Regions from separate parts of the Homo sapiens genome. Here regions 1, 3, 4 and 5 are each linked to region 2. A link is a contact called in ENCODE Hi-C or POLR2A ChIA-PET data. All regions are on one chromosome and are shown on one strand. The core of a region is the stretch at or near the end of the contact, and the rest is flanking DNA. Distances in the headings are between cores, read along the strand shown. Region 1 holds the start of WEE1 (WEE1 G2 checkpoint kinase). Region 2 holds the start of ZBED5-AS1 (ZBED5 antisense RNA 1). Region 3 holds the start of TMEM9B (TMEM9 domain family member B). Region 4 holds the start of ZNF143-AS1 (ZNF143 antisense RNA 1). Region 5 has its middle 28 kb from the start of WEE1.

What was found. Hi-C counts contacts between places; a loop is a spot of excess contacts on that map. ChIA-PET counts read pairs that join two places held with the same protein, here RNA polymerase II (POLR2A). Pooled maps may share reads with other maps.
Region 1: a loop to region 2 is called in a map of B cell, with 10 times the contacts of the local background. The contact joins the promoter of WEE1 here to the promoter of ZBED5-AS1 in region 2. A Hi-C loop is called at or near these places in 3 of 168 maps with a recorded cell type or tissue (B cell, CD4-positive, alpha-beta memory T cell and naive thymus-derived CD4-positive, alpha-beta T cell), 2 of 37 single-sample maps with no recorded cell type and 13 of 50 pooled maps. POLR2A ChIA-PET finds 5 or more read pairs at or near these places in 3 of 52 experiments (CD8-positive, alpha-beta memory T cell, HepG2 and activated naive CD4-positive, alpha-beta T cell).
Region 3: a loop to region 2 is called in a map with no recorded cell type, with 9 times the contacts of the local background. The contact joins the promoter of TMEM9B here to the promoter of ZBED5-AS1 in region 2. A Hi-C loop is called at or near these places in 2 of 37 single-sample maps with no recorded cell type and 8 of 50 pooled maps. POLR2A ChIA-PET finds 5 or more read pairs at or near these places in 1 of 52 experiments (CD4-positive, alpha-beta T cell).
Region 4: a map of CD4-positive, alpha-beta T cell shows a loop between it and region 2 (8-fold over the local background). The contact joins the promoter of ZNF143-AS1 here to the promoter of ZBED5-AS1 in region 2. A Hi-C loop is called at or near these places in 4 of 168 maps with a recorded cell type or tissue (CD4-positive, alpha-beta T cell, CD4-positive, alpha-beta memory T cell, CD8-positive, alpha-beta T cell and 1 more), 2 of 37 single-sample maps with no recorded cell type and 13 of 50 pooled maps. POLR2A ChIA-PET finds 5 or more read pairs at or near these places in 3 of 52 experiments (CD4-positive, alpha-beta memory T cell, CD8-positive, alpha-beta T cell and activated B cell).
Region 5: a pooled map shows a loop between it and region 2 (4-fold over the local background). The contact joins the enhancer-like site here to the promoter of ZBED5-AS1 in region 2. A Hi-C loop is called at or near these places in 7 of 50 pooled maps. POLR2A ChIA-PET finds 5 or more read pairs at or near these places in 2 of 52 experiments (Caco-2 and MCF 10A).

What each region holds. Positions count from the first base shown.
Region 1 is chr11:9,572,324-9,575,023 of GRCh38, forward strand. It overlaps WEE1 (WEE1 G2 checkpoint kinase), which reads left to right and starts at 1,347. Exons shown (of 11, transcript NM_003390.4): 1 at 1,347-2,186. The coding sequence starts at 1,611. RefSeq lists an enhancer at 573-1,425 and silencers at 1,000-1,349, 1,370-1,579, 1,870-1,969.
Region 2 is chr11:10,856,841-10,859,540 of GRCh38, forward strand. It overlaps ZBED5-AS1 (ZBED5 antisense RNA 1), which reads left to right and starts at 1,377. Exons shown (of 3, transcript NR_034137.1): 1 at 1,377-1,526. It overlaps ZBED5 (zinc finger BED-type containing 5), which reads right to left and starts at 1,213. Exons shown (of 3, transcript NM_001143667.2): 1 at 1,022-1,213. RefSeq lists enhancers at 879-1,258, 1,412-2,049, 1,559-1,648, 2,050-2,685.
Region 3 is chr11:8,963,190-8,965,889 of GRCh38, forward strand. It overlaps TMEM9B (TMEM9 domain family member B), which reads right to left and starts at 1,253. Exons shown (of 5, transcript NM_020644.3): 1 at 1,020-1,253. The coding sequence starts at 1,124. TMEM9B-AS1 (TMEM9B antisense RNA 1) reads left to right here and starts at 1,486. Exons shown (of 5, transcript NR_073431.1): 1 at 1,486-1,959. RefSeq lists silencers at 717-906, 947-1,446.
Region 4 is chr11:9,459,248-9,461,947 of GRCh38, forward strand. ZNF143-AS1 (ZNF143 antisense RNA 1) reads right to left here and starts at 1,451. Exons shown (of 1, transcript NR_036539.1): 1 at 309-1,451. It overlaps ZNF143 (zinc finger protein 143), which reads left to right and starts at 1,765. Exons shown (of 16, transcript NM_003442.6): 1 at 1,765-1,829. RefSeq lists enhancers at 134-769, 969-1,048, 1,139-1,238, 1,299-1,378 and a silencer at 2,149-2,358.
Region 5 is chr11:9,600,236-9,602,935 of GRCh38, forward strand. No RefSeq gene overlaps it. Among named protein-coding and RNA genes, the nearest start is that of WEE1, 28 kb to the left of the region's middle. RefSeq lists enhancers at 380-459, 507-1,060, 720-889, 950-1,179. Within about 2 kb of position 1,341, at least 17 of the 41 ENCODE cell types and tissues checked have a DNase peak (open chromatin) inside an H3K27ac peak, as active enhancers do.

The DNA of each region.
Region 1 (2,700 bases), core at 97-2,596, 1.3 Mb before region 2:
CAAACAAAAAACATGGAGAAGGAAGCATATACACCACGGGGTTGTTTACAACAGAAAACTGGAAGAGGCCGGGAGCGGTGGTTCACGTCTGTAATTCCAGCACTTTGAGAGGCCGAGGCGGGCGGATCACTTGAGATCAGGAGTTGGAGACCAGCCTGGCCAACATTGGGAAGTTCGTCTCTACTAAAAATACAAAAATTAGCCAGGTGTGGTGGCAGCCGCCTGTAATCCCAGCTACTCGGGTGGCTGAGGCATGAGAATCGCTTGAACTCTAAAGGCGGAGGTTGCAGGTTGTAGTGAGCCGAGATCGTGCCACTGCACTCCAGCCTGGGTGACAGAGCAAGACCCCGTCTCAGAAAAAAAAAAAAAAATAAATAAACAAAGAAAGAAAAAAGAAAACTGGAAGAAACGTGTAAGTGCATTAAGGGACAGATTAAATCAGTTTAACGAAGCACTAGGGAAATTTTTTAAAATTGCGTTTGAGTTTGCCGCGAGCCGGGCCAATCGGTTTTGCCAACGCATGCCCACGTGCTGGCGAACAAATGTAAACACGGAGATCGTGTGCCGGGCACTTGGTTTCGTGGTGGGCAACTGTGCTGCTGTTTCTTTTGGCCGCGGACAAGGTCGGCAGAGGTGGACCCCTGCTTGGGAGAGCTCTTCTCGCTGTGCTGACACCCGCCCCTAACAGTCACCCACCCCGGGGAAATAATGGGGCTCGGAGGCCTCCTCCCAGCCAGTGTCCAGCCTAAGCACATCGGCTCCCGCAGTTCAGAAAGGTCCCGAGGCCCGAGTCACCATTTCCGGCTCAGACCTCGACCCTGAACGTGGCTGCCCACTGCCACGCCCACTACGCCCCAGTGGCTCGCCCCAGGGGACGAGGGGCAAGAAGCGGCCTCCGAGGGCAGCGGCCGAAGGCCATTCGGTCCCTGGCTCTTCCCAGCTCGCAGAGACCCGGAGGCGCTGCCCGGCCGCCTGCCCCTCTTCAGATCCCCCAGCACCGGAGGAGCAGCGAGGGGGGTGCGTCCAGGCCGGCTTTCGGGTCGGCTTAGGCGAATCCAGCTCTCTTTTGCCCCTCCCAGAAGGCCCAGCCCCGTCCGGGCGGTGTTCGGGCGGCGCCGGGCCGGGCCCCCCGCCGCCCCAGGCTCGCTCATAGGCCCGGAACACCACAGCCCGCCCAGACTTGGCTGGCGCCGAGCCGGGGGTGGAGCCAGCGGGTTCCCGCCAAAATCGCGTAGCTGGTCCTTCCCCCGCGGGCTACGTCGCGCCCTCCTTTTTTTTTCAAACCCGGAGCTGCACTGGGATTGGTGGACTGGGCACTCACGTGGTTAACGGTCGCGGGAAGCCGCGGAGCCCGAACCTGAGACTGGACCTGAGGAGACCTCAGCCTCGGTGCTCGGGCCGCCCCGCCTCTGCCGGAAAGTCCGCGCCGCCGCTGCCGCCACCGTCCGCAGCCCGAGCGCCCCGGAGCCGCAGGCCGCCGCCGCGCAGAGACGCCGCGGCTGCGACTAGGCGCGCCCAGCCGCACGTGGCGGACCCGCCCCCAGGCCCGCAGTGTCCTGGACCCCGCAGGCCTCCGCTCTCCTGTCCTCGGCCCCGTCCCCAGGGCCGCGATGAGCTTCCTGAGCCGACAGCAGCCGCCGCCACCCCGCCGCGCCGGGGCGGCCTGCACCTTGCGGCAGAAGCTGATCTTCTCGCCCTGCAGCGACTGTGAGGAGGAGGAAGAAGAGGAGGAGGAGGAGGGCAGCGGCCACAGCACCGGGGAGGACTCGGCCTTTCAAGAGCCCGACTCGCCGCTGCCGCCCGCGCGGAGCCCCACGGAGCCCGGGCCCGAGCGCCGCCGCTCGCCCGGGCCGGCCCCCGGCAGCCCCGGCGAGCTGGAGGAGGACCTGTTGCTGCCCGGCGCCTGCCCGGGCGCGGACGAGGCGGGCGGTGGGGCGGAGGGCGACTCGTGGGAGGAGGAGGGCTTCGGCTCCTCGTCGCCGGTCAAGTCGCCGGCGGCCCCCTACTTCCTGGGTAGCTCTTTCTCGCCGGTGCGCTGCGGCGGCCCAGGAGATGCGTCGCCGCGGGGTTGCGGGGCGCGCCGGGCGGGCGAAGGCCGCCGCTCGCCGCGGCCGGACCACCCGGGCACCCCGCCACACAAGACCTTCCGCAAGCTGCGACTCTTCGACACCCCGCACACGCCCAAGGTGAGAGCGGCGGGCGCGGGCACCCGGCGGCCGGGGCCGCGGCGCCGGAGGGGCCAGCGCCGCTGCCTGGGTTCGGTTACAGAAGCGGCCGGCCGCTCCCCCCTCGCTTTCCTGCGCCGCCCCCCAAAGTTGGCAGCCCTTGTGTTTGGCCCTGCCCCGAGGTTGTCCGTTGAGATTATGTAACTGAACAATGGGCCTCGTCTGGAACTTCATCTTACAAAGGGGCCGATCGGCCCGTCCGGGTGGCCAAGGATTTGCCGCCCGTTGAGTCCGGGCCGCCCCGAGCGTGTCAGCCCCGAGTGCGGCACCGATAACGCGGTTCGCGAGGATGCTGGAGGGTGCCGGCCCGGCCACCTGACACTCCCGAGCCATAGGATGCCTTTTAAACGCGGCGATCGGGCCTGTAATTTGGGCGGCGCGGGCAGAAGGAGTTTAAAGAAAAATAATTGTCCCGCCCTGATCGTGTCGTGTCGTGTGGCGTGGATGGGGGAAAGGTCTGGGGCATGCAGGGAGA
Region 2 (2,700 bases), core at 127-2,626:
AAGTGAAAAACCAAGTTCAGAGCCCAAAAAGTTTGACTGCATAGCCCATGTGTCTAGCCATTACTTGGGTGTTCCTGAATACTTTTAATTCCCCAACTACTAAAAAATCTCGTTACTAGGAGTTGGGTTATGCAGCGAAACGGATGAACAATGGATTATAACTGCCAGAAAGTCGAGGGTCTCATACTAGCAACAGCATAAAGCCCTGCTTCTTATTGGGAGCAAAAAAGCAGATTCTCCTTCCACAGTCTCCTTTTGGATTTTGCAACGGAGAACTCTGTGGAGCTGCTGGTTCACGTAAAAGATCAGGATCCCTCTCGTTGCCAGAGGACACAGAAGAGTAGGAAGCTTTTGTTTTCAGAAAGAAGGTCCTCAACCCCACCTCTTCGAAGGTGTTTCCCCGAATTTCTCGAGGACAAAGAATCTGGACTCCTTTGAGAGTAAAGTTTCCTTTCCACTCCCTGAAGAGCGGGGAAAACTTCCGTCTTTAGTCTCCTTCCGGTTAAACTGACAAGTATCACAATCCTTTCTCCCCTATCTTCGGGCGGTTCCGGCTGGGAACAATACCCTCAGGGTCAGGAGGACAGGATCTGAGTGCAGGCCAGCCAAAAAGGTGGGAACAGATGCTCCTTCCAACACCTAAATGCTTTTTTAAACGGTCACCTGGATGTGCAGCCAGGGCCAACTATCCCTCAGCTCCTCCCTGTCACAGGTGCGCGCTGCCCACAGATTGCCACGACTGGGGGGCTCCCTACCAGTCGCAGCCCACCCTCGCCTCAGGTCTTCTCTCGCGTCCCCGGGCGGCCGCCTGCGCTAACGACCACATGAAAACGTCTCAGCACCCAACACCATCTCTCTATTTCATCTCCATCAGCGATGGAGAGAACGGATTTTGCCGCGGCTGGGCTGCACAGCAGCGCCGCGGTCCACAGCAGAGCCCGCGACCGCCATCTTAGGCAGTTCCAGGAAGCGGCCATTTCAGAGCGCACCGCTTAGCCGCGGCGGCGGCTCTGCTTCTCACCTTCACCGAGGCCTGAACAGGGTCAACAGCCAGTCGTCGTGGACTGGAGGGGGAGGGGAGAGAGGGAGGGGAATGAAAAACAAAACAGAGAGGAAAGAAGGATTCGGGGACAGGGTGATGCTCTCAGCTCAGGGATATCGCCTAGGCCATCTCCATAGAGATCCGATTCGCGGCTGGCGCGGTCGCCGGTCTGAAGATAAATTTAGCACTCTAGAGCACCCGAACCCTACAATCTTCACGAGCGACTCTGCCGCCGCCCAATCAGCGCCAGATTTGCGTCCCGCCACCAATCCGCGCTGAGCAGCGGGGCGGGACCAAAGGAAAGGACCAAGCTCGGTTGAGGCGCGGCCCAGCCGCAGCCGCAGTCACAGCCTCAGCCGCAGCGGCCGTGCTACCTAGGTGATAGCGGAGCGGCTGGGTAGGAAGCAATTGTTCTCAAACTTCACTAGCCCCGTCGGCGCGGACGCTTGTCGAGAATGCAGATTCCTGGGTACTGCCAGATACGGTTGGTGATCTTGTAGGGCTGGAGTGGAAGCCATGAATCTGCATTTTCATCATTTCTGGCCCTCTGCCCGGGCTGGGGTGATTCACGGGGATTCGTAGTGGCCCCAAAGGAGCACGCAGAACCTCGGCTGCTGTGCATTTATCACCTCTTTTGTTCCCGGAGGCCGCACCCCAGGTCCAGTTTACACAGCTGCCAACTCCTTTTCTTGGTTCCCACTGGAATCTAGGAAGAAAACTCGCCCTTTACTTCTCCGCCCCACACCCGACGACGGAGTGTCTAGAGGTCTGGTCGGCCTTGGCTGTGCGGAGGGCTAGGCCTGACGAGCGGGCGCTGATGCGGCGCAGACCCCGCCGGACCTCTTGGTCGGCCCGGGGTAGGCTGGGGAGCCGCGGGAACAGGACTGGATAGGGAAAGCGGCACCGCAGCGTCCACGGGCAAGCTGAAAGTCCGCTTGATGTCTTTGCATCACAGTGGCGCCCTCCCCGCAGGAACGCCCGGCCGCCTGCACCGAACGTTTGCCTGCAGGGAACGGCCAACCCGCCCTGAAATACTCTTTTTGTGGGCTGCAGCTTTCGGGTATTTTAAGCCATGGTTCTGTGCCCTTCCTTGTTTTCAAAAACACCACAGCCAAAGGCTGCGGGTTGTGTGCTTTCATTTTGTGTTAAGTTCTGTGGTGGAGACCTGGAGTCTGTTTTTCCAAATAGGCACCTTGAAATAGATACGCTTCTTAAGCGGGGAAAGTACGAGTAGGTCCTATTATTTGCAATGTTTTAGCCTTTCCAGACTCCGTACAAATGACTAAATGAAGATTGGATCGTATTTTCAGGCACTGCACCAATGATAGAAAATTCTCAACTTGGGGTCAAAAGCAAGGGCAGCTTTCGTTTTTCTTAAATATGCTTCTGATCAAATATCTAAAGTGTTGAAAGAAACCTAACCCTTAATAGCACAATTTACAGGAGTGCATAATTTCCTAGGACTGACATTTAGTTCCAAATGTTTTAAAGTCAATTACAACATCATCTCACCCTATAGTAAGCTGTCCATATATTCTCATTATTATTTTTAAATTATTTCTATTAAATCAGCTTCATTTGAACTTTAACCATAAATGCATAAATCGTTTTTGGGAAGGGGGTACAGTCGCGCTTGAAGAGCAAGGGATTTTGTCATT
Region 3 (2,700 bases), core at 3-2,502, 1.9 Mb before region 2:
CAAAGTCAGGAGACGTGCTGCTGTCCCTGTTTCTGGTAGGAGGTAGAGATGGTTTCAAAAAGAATCTCTGAATCAAAAACATTTGCCTGCCTGTAACCTTTCCCCACTCCTACATTTAAAGATATTATAAATTAAAGCTCTTATTTTTAAAAACGCAATGTCATTCTGTTTTCCCATCATACTAATGTGAATCCCTTCTGTTCTCCCCCAATGATGAGCTAGCTCATCAAAGAGGAAGCACAGGTATGCATGGAGCTAGGGCAGGTCTGGAGAGCTGGGGCACCAGAGAACAGTATGAGGGAACTAGAAGGTCAAGAAATCGAACCAGGGAGGCCACAACCTCACCTCTCTTGCAGTTTGGTTCTTCCCTTACCCACTAAATTATCAGGAAGAGAGAAAGCAAGAAAGGCACCAAGGGACTCGTGGAGGGAGTTAGGTGAGAATATGAAGCAGGTGAGAGATGCTCCGTAGGCCCTATTGGGAGGGAAGTAGGCCAGGAGGGGCAAGTTCCCACCACAGGAAGGGAAGTGTTCAGGGGTGAGCTGAGCTGAGTCGGCCCTTGACAGGGAAGGCTCTGTCAGATGGGGGCTTCCTATCATTCTGGCTTGGGGCATGCGGGGCCTGTGAGGCTGGCGGAGGGCGCAGGTGGGCTGTCAAGAGCTTAGGGTGGAAAGTTAAAGGCTCTCGGAGGTGAAAAGGTTGTCAAGTGTAAGATGCGTGCAGCCGGGGCTGGGAAGGGAAATGTTAAGGCGGTGGGGGGCTGCTGTCCGGACTGTGGGCACTGTCGGGGCTGGGGACGACCGTGGGGCGCTGCCTGCCAGGCTGTCGGGGCTGAGGGCGAGAGTGCCGCCGGGCAGTCGGGAGGGGCGGGGCTGGTGGCGGCGGGGGTCTGCCGGAGCTGTGAGGCCAGGCGTATGGCTGTCAGGAATGGGCCAAGGAGCAGGTTGGCAGACCCAGTTTCCGCAAGGCCGGTGGTAGGGGAGGAGCTTCCGTCAGGAGCGAGGCTGGGCGGGACTCACCTTGGCGGCGTCTGACAGCTGCGCCAGCAGCAGCACGGAAAGCGCCAGGCACGACAGGCTGAGCAAGGAGCCAAGCCGAAGAAGGCCTCCCCACAGGGTCGCCATCGCTGGGGGCCCAGCGGTCCCACAGCCCGGAGCCCCCGCGACCGGCTCCCGGCTCGGGCTCAGGCTCAGGCTCAGGCTCAGGCACAGGCTTGGGACCCGGCTGGGGATCCTCCGCCCGCACTTCCGTCTGGACGCGAAGGCGTCACCGGGCGCGCCGGGTCAGATGCAAAAAGCATCCGCCCCGGAACCGGTTACCAGTGCGAAGGGCCGGGAGGCTGGGCAGTCCTGGTGCCCGCCTTGGCCTAGCCCCGGCCCCGGGACGGAAGGGGGCCTCTGGGGTGGCAGCCTGGGCCCAGTAGAGCTTTGCATCTCTTGGATATCTTTCCCGGGCGCAGAAGCTGCGGGGCTTAGGGAGTCGCCATTGCGCTGGAAAGTCCTCCCGCCCACGGAGACCCCAGCAAACTCCGAGTGTCACACAGTCGCCTCTGGCGACCCGTGCGGGCCGGAGCCGTTCGCGCACAGGCAGGGCGGGTGCTGAGCGTGGAAACGGGGCTGGAATTGGCCGAGCCATGCCTTTCCGGGATGCCCACCGCCAGTCAAAGGGTTGGGGGTGGTCTCTGCACCTTAAGTACTAACCTGCCGCCCACGCGCCTCCTGACCACAGCACCCCGTCGGCTTTCTAATTCTGTGAGCTGCCCTCGTGGGCGTGGCCTCCCTGTGGAGCTCCCCATGTGCCTCCCCTTGGTCCAGCCTGCAGCTAGGAAGTGGGTCACAGCGACGGGGCTGGGCTGGGCCAGGCCAGGCTCCGGGAGATGTGGAATTGGCGAAACAACTGCCCCAGTAGTATCCTCCGCCTAGGACTCCAAGAGGTGGCGAATTGGGGCACTACGCCCGGGTAAGGCAGTGCCTGTTCAGGGCTGCCGACCTGTCTCCCCAGGGCTGTCATTCTCAGCAAGTACTTTAGGAGTGCCTTAGATCGGCACATTCTCCCATTGAAATATTTTTGTTAGTGGAGACAAGGGAGGTAATGGCAAGGACACGGATCATCACAGCCCCTAGGGATTTGTTGAATGACCTTTGGCAAATCACTTCCCTTCTCTGGGCCTGTAGTTCTTGGCTGAATATGAGGGAATGGATTTCAAATTATGCTCCATGTAATACCCGTGTTTTTACCTCTGTAAACAGATTTTTTTGTTTTTTTTGAGACGGAGTCTCGTTCTGTCCCCCGGGCTGGAGTGCAGTGGCGCGATCTCGGCTCACTGCAACCTCCGCCTCCCGGGTTGACGCCATTCTCCTGCCTCAGCCTCCCTAGTAGGTGGGACTACAGGCGCCCGCCACCACGCCGCCCGGCTAATTTTTTTTTTCTTTTTCTTTTTCTTTTTTTTTTTTTGTATTTTTAGTACAGACAGGGTCTCACTGTGTTAGCCAGGATGGTCTCGATCTCCTGACCTTGTGATCCGCCCGCCTCGGCCTCCCAAATTGCTGGGATTATAGGCGTGAGCCACCGCGCCCGGCCCCAACAGATTTTTAAAGATGGTCTTTTCCCAATTTGTGGAAATGTTTTAACAGAATGCTCTCAATATTTTTCGCCCATGTGATTCTTAGATTCATGTGAATCTAACACAACGTATCTGAT
Region 4 (2,700 bases), core at 201-2,700, 1.4 Mb before region 2:
GTGGCTCACGCCTGTAATCCCAGTACTTTGGTAGGCTGAGGTGGGCGGATTACGCGGTCAGGAGTTTCAGACCAGCCTGGCCAACATGGTGAAACCCCGTCTCTACTAAAAACAGAAAAATTAGCCGGGCGTGATGGTGGGCGCCTGTAGTCCCAGCTACTCAGGAGGTTGAGGCAGGAGAAATCGCTTGAACCTGGGAGGCGGAGGTTGCAGTGAGCTGAGATCGTGCCACTGCATTGCAGTCTGGGCTACAGGGCGAGACTCCGTCTCAAAAAACAAACAAACAAACAAAAAACAGTAATCCGAACTGATTTAAACTTCTTTATTAACAGAATATATGTTCAAACAAAGCTTAAAGTCCCATTTTCTTTCCATTGGCGTCTAGGCCCCTATTACTCAACTATCCGTTGGTTAGGGCCTGCACCTCAAGGTAGGCTTAATTGTAAATCAAAATATTTACTATCCACACTTAGAGGGCTATCTGTAACATCGTTTTTATTTATCCCCGTCCATTCGATAATCGTCTGAAATGCAAGACATTAAGTTGAACATCATCCAGCTTTCTCCCTGTTTTTCTAAGCGCGATCCAAATCTGTTACAACAGGGTAGTCTCTCATTCTCTTGGTAGCTCAATTCTACCCCCTGGCCGACTTAAGAAATTTTGAGTCTAATACACCCACCTCATCTTTAGTCGGCCTGGTGCGCCAACGCAAATTTGTACTGAGTACCTTCGGAACTGACTAGTAAGTATATCCAAAGGTTTAGAAAGGGCTGGGTTAAGAGCTACAAGAAGCATTAACCGCAACGGCCACAACTAATTTGTATCCATTCTTAGTAACTTTAGGGAACCAGACTGAATGCTTCTCCCACCCTTTTGACTTTCCTTTATTAGTTCGCAACACAAGAACATACAAAAGACCGTAGCGACAACCATTTCTGACGCCTTCAACTTTTAAATCCAAATTACGTGAAACCACAAAGCATCAGTGGTGTCTCCCCGAGGAATCCAAGACCCCCCGGCCGGTTGCCAAGCCGCCGGAATTTCAGCAGGAGAGGAAGGCTCACCCTCCCACCGCATGGCGATGCCCGGGAGACTGGAGAAGCTCAGGCAGGCTTGGAAGCCAATCCCCGGCATACAGCAGCTCTCGGGAATGCAGAGCCCTAGAGCAAGACCAAGGGCCTCGGCCGACACTGAGAGCCTCCAGGGAGAGGTCAGGTCTCTCTTTCTGTCCTATTTCTCCCTTCGACTTCCCTCCCAGCAGGCTGCTATTGAGCATTCAGCAATCGCCAGACAAAGCCCTTCTGGTCTGCAGAACGCACTCCGGCAAGCCCACCGGGAGAACCAAAGCCGCCTCCTCGCCCCTGTGGGGAAAATGGCGCTCGTCACCCCGGCTCCCTCCCGGGTAATCACAAGGACCAGCCTCCCTCCCTCGCTACAAAATGGCGCCTCCCGCTGGGGCCCCAGAATCGGTATGACTCGCTAGTCAGTGAGGCGGGGTCCGTCTGGGATAAGCGGTTATGTCAACCAGTCAGACACAGGAGCTTTGATTCTGCACTTTGCGCGAGCCACTCAGGGGCGGGCTGTAAAGTCAGGCTTGGCTGACGTCAGTTGAGTGGGCGCGGCTAGGGCGGTTTTCTTTCGCGTCGACCAAACGTGGGCCAATGGAAAACCGGAAGCGTCCTGTGAGTGATGTAATGACAGCCCAATGGAAGCTGGGGGCGGGCCTCAGACACACTATGCGGGTTGCGGGGCCTGGGGGCCGGACGGCTGTTTCCTGTCCTGGTGCATGGTGGTCGGACGAAGGAATTGTTGGAAAATTTTCTCGGAGGTTCGTATATAAATGTGTTTTTACCCAGTGTGCATTATTCTCCGCCTGGCCGCCGCCCTCAGCGCGGCGGCGCGGGCCCGCTTGGGCCCGGGCTCCGGCTCCCGCTGCTCAGCCTCCGCCGCAGGCCTTGCCGATTTTATGGGCCGGCCGCGGTAGCGGCGTCTGGGCAGAAGCGGAGTTTATTAATAACCCGCGGCCGCCACTCTAGGCGGCGGAGCTTTTTTCGTTGAGGACTCAACTCCCCCCAGCTTGTCTCTGAGCGATGCGCCCCGCCTGTTTCCCTCAGGGGACCGCCAAGGGGAGGGAGTGAAAGAGGGGAGGGTGGAGCCCTCGGGAGCCTTGGCCGCGTTTCTCGGCCTGACCTCCGCGCAGAGCGAGTCCCCAGGCGCCGCCGAGGCAGAGTTCCGCCGCCTGGGACGCCGGGCCCACGGGCCACACCAGGCCGCAGCGGGGGCGCCGGGGACAGGGCTGGCCCAGGCCCTCCCAGGACCTGCCGGTCTCACCTAGCGCTTGCTTCCCATGCGTATCGTGGGCAGATTGTTTCCCCCTCACCCTTTCTTCTATTAAAAAAAAAAAAAGGTTACTGAGGTCTAACATCGGATATTAGAAATTTACAATTTTATCCTCCCTTTTCTCCAGTTTTGGCCAAAAGAGTGAACAAATTCTTATAAGTCTCTTTGAAACGTATTATTGTGGAACGCGAACTAGTTTTTATTCCTTCCCCTTTTGCTTTGGACATTTGTTTTTTCCACATAATAACGAAGTTAAAAAGAGGAAAGAAGAATACCATTGCCAGCCCATTATTTGTTTAAAATCAGCGTCAGCCTTTGCTTTGGAAGTGTCTAAATCAGCTGATATAATCAAGTGAGAA
Region 5 (2,700 bases), core at 91-2,590, 1.3 Mb before region 2:
ATTGTTGTCTAGGCTGGTCTCAAAGTCCTGAGCTCAAGCCATCTGCCCACCTTGGCCTCCCAAAGTGCTGGGATTGCAGGTGTGAGCCACCATGTGCAGCAACATTTACTTTAAGGACTTGCACTGTGCTAGTCCTTGCACCCTCATGTCTCCTGCGCCATCCTCCTGCTCCCAGTGTTCTGGTGCTGTCTCCTCTGTGCCCAGGCCTCTGTGCCTGAGACTTGGGCAATGTCAACCCCAGGTCCCCTTCTTTCTCCTGGTACCTGAATGCTGAGCAGTTACTAGCTAGTGCTAGACACAGATACAAATACAAACAAGATAATCCTTCTTCCTTCTCCATTGTACACAGTGTAGTGGAGGTATTAGGCAGAAACAACTAACCATATACAATAAAATAATGTCCTTTTGTGGCAAGCATAGGTCACTATGGGGACCAAATGGTAAGCAATGAATCCACGGGATAAAGAGCTGGGTATTGCTGTTCGCAGGAGAGGCGACACCTCATCTAGGGCTTGAAAGATGGATAAGAGTTTGCTAAGTGGATGAGGCAGAAGGGTTTCCTAGGTAGCGGGATCCATCATCATGAACAAGGCCCAGAGGAATGCAGCTGTGCAGGTTATTAGGGTGGCAAGAGCATAGTGTGTTTCACTGCCAGTGAAGCCAGTTTCACTGCCAGATTCATGTTTTCCATTGCTGGGTTTCAATTCTGCAATAAGCAAACTTCTGAAAAATATGAATTTCTGTTTATTCTTGTTCAGACCAAAGCTGAAAATATTGATGAATGAGCAAATGAAAGGAATGTATATAAGAGAGCTTAGGCTTTTTCCATCAAGGAATGAGTCACAACAACCCTGGGAAGAAAAGAAGAGAAGGACTTGTGTCACCATTGCAATGCTGTCCTCTTCGGAGCCCCATCTTCTTCTGGCAAGGGCCCAGAGCAGCTGCTCTTGCTGCAACACCAGCTCTGCCGTCTGCTCCTTCAGCAGGCTTGATCTAGGCACTGTCCCTCATGTCCCCTGCACCATCCCCCTGTCTCCAGTGTTCCTGGTGCTGCCTCCTCTGTGCCCAGGCCCTTGTGCCTGAGTCTTGAGCATTACCACCCACAGGTCCCCTTGGGTCCCTTCCTATCTCTTGGTTCCCGAATGCTGAGTGGCCCCAGCAGAGACAGAGCTGGAGGCTGGTGGTGGAGGGCAGAGCTGTACTTCGGAGCTGAGCATTTCTTCCCCTTTGGCAGAGCAGCTGCTTCTCTATCTTTCTTACTCTTTGGTGTCCAGACAGCACCAGGAAGAATCTAGCTCCCTCCCCGACAGGAAGTAGTATGCATATTTCCTGCTGAGCCCCAAGAGTGTTGCTGGTGTGAGGTTGACTGGAGGACTTTCCCACAGGCTGGGTTTGCGGTTTAATGTGAAAGCTGAAACTAGAGGAGGAGATGCTAACCAAAGTGGCCAGAAGGTGAATAAGAGCTCAAACCTTAGGGAGCAGCAAGGGCCAGTGCAGATGTCAAATTCAATTGCAAGCCAGAGGCAGAAGGCTTGGATCCCGGCTTGCACCTGGAGTGAGTGGGAAGGGCCTGGGACAATCACTGCCCACTCTCAGCTGCCCACTTGTCAGTTGCATGCAGTTGGTCTGTCACACAGGCTCATGCATGACCACATACACACACGCACACACACACACACACACACACACATTGGCTCACACATCTAGGGGGGCAGAAAATACCCTCACCCGGGGAGGGACCCAGACCCACGTGGGGAGTCTGCAACACAAATGCCCCTTCCCCTCACCTATTCTTCTGCACTAGGTTTTTTTGTTTGTTTGCTTGTTTTTTGGTTTTTGGTTTTTTTTTTTTTTTTTTGAGACAGGGTTCTACTCTGGTCACCCAGGCTGGAGTGCAGTGGTGCGGTCCTGACTCACTGCAACCTCTGCCTCCTGGGTTCAAGCGATTCTCCTGCCTCAGCCTCCTGAATAGCTGGGATTACCGGAGTTACTGTGCCCGGCTAATTTTAGTATTTTTGTAGAGATGAGGTTTTGCCATAGTGGCCAGGCTGATCTTGAACTCCTGGGCTCAAGAGATCCGCCTGCCTTGGCCTCCCAAAGTGCTGGGATTACAGGCGTGAGCCACCACTCCCGGCTGCACCAGATCTTAGAAGGAAACCCTTCCTCAACCTCCAGTCTTCTTACGGAGCACGTGCAGATTTACATCTGTAGATGTTTCCCTTCCAGAAGACTTCAAGGCTCTCCCTTTGGGCATAATAAGAAAAGAGATCAACTCAGAGGGAGCAAACACAGAGGGAGGGTTTGGGTAGACACTTTTGCAAGCAGCCTGGGAGAGGGGCTGAGGCCTTGGAAGCCAGGAGACAGAGGACAGCCCAGGGGCCTGAGGGACTGACAGAGCAAGGAGAGAGGTCTCAGCCATGTTCTTACGTGTTTTGGCACATGACCTCATTATCATGGGCAACGTACTAAGGCTATTTGACTGTGTTGTGGGAAAGAATTGAAAAACACTTAGCGGCTGGGCATGATGGCTCACCCCTGTAATCCCAGCACTTTGGGAGGCCAAGGCAGGGAGATGGCTTGAGTGTAGGAGTTTGAGACCAGCCTGGGAAACATGGCGAAACCCCATTTCTACTAAAAATACAGAAATTAGCTGGATGTGGTGGCGTATTCCTGCAATCCCAGCTACTCGGAAGGCTGAGG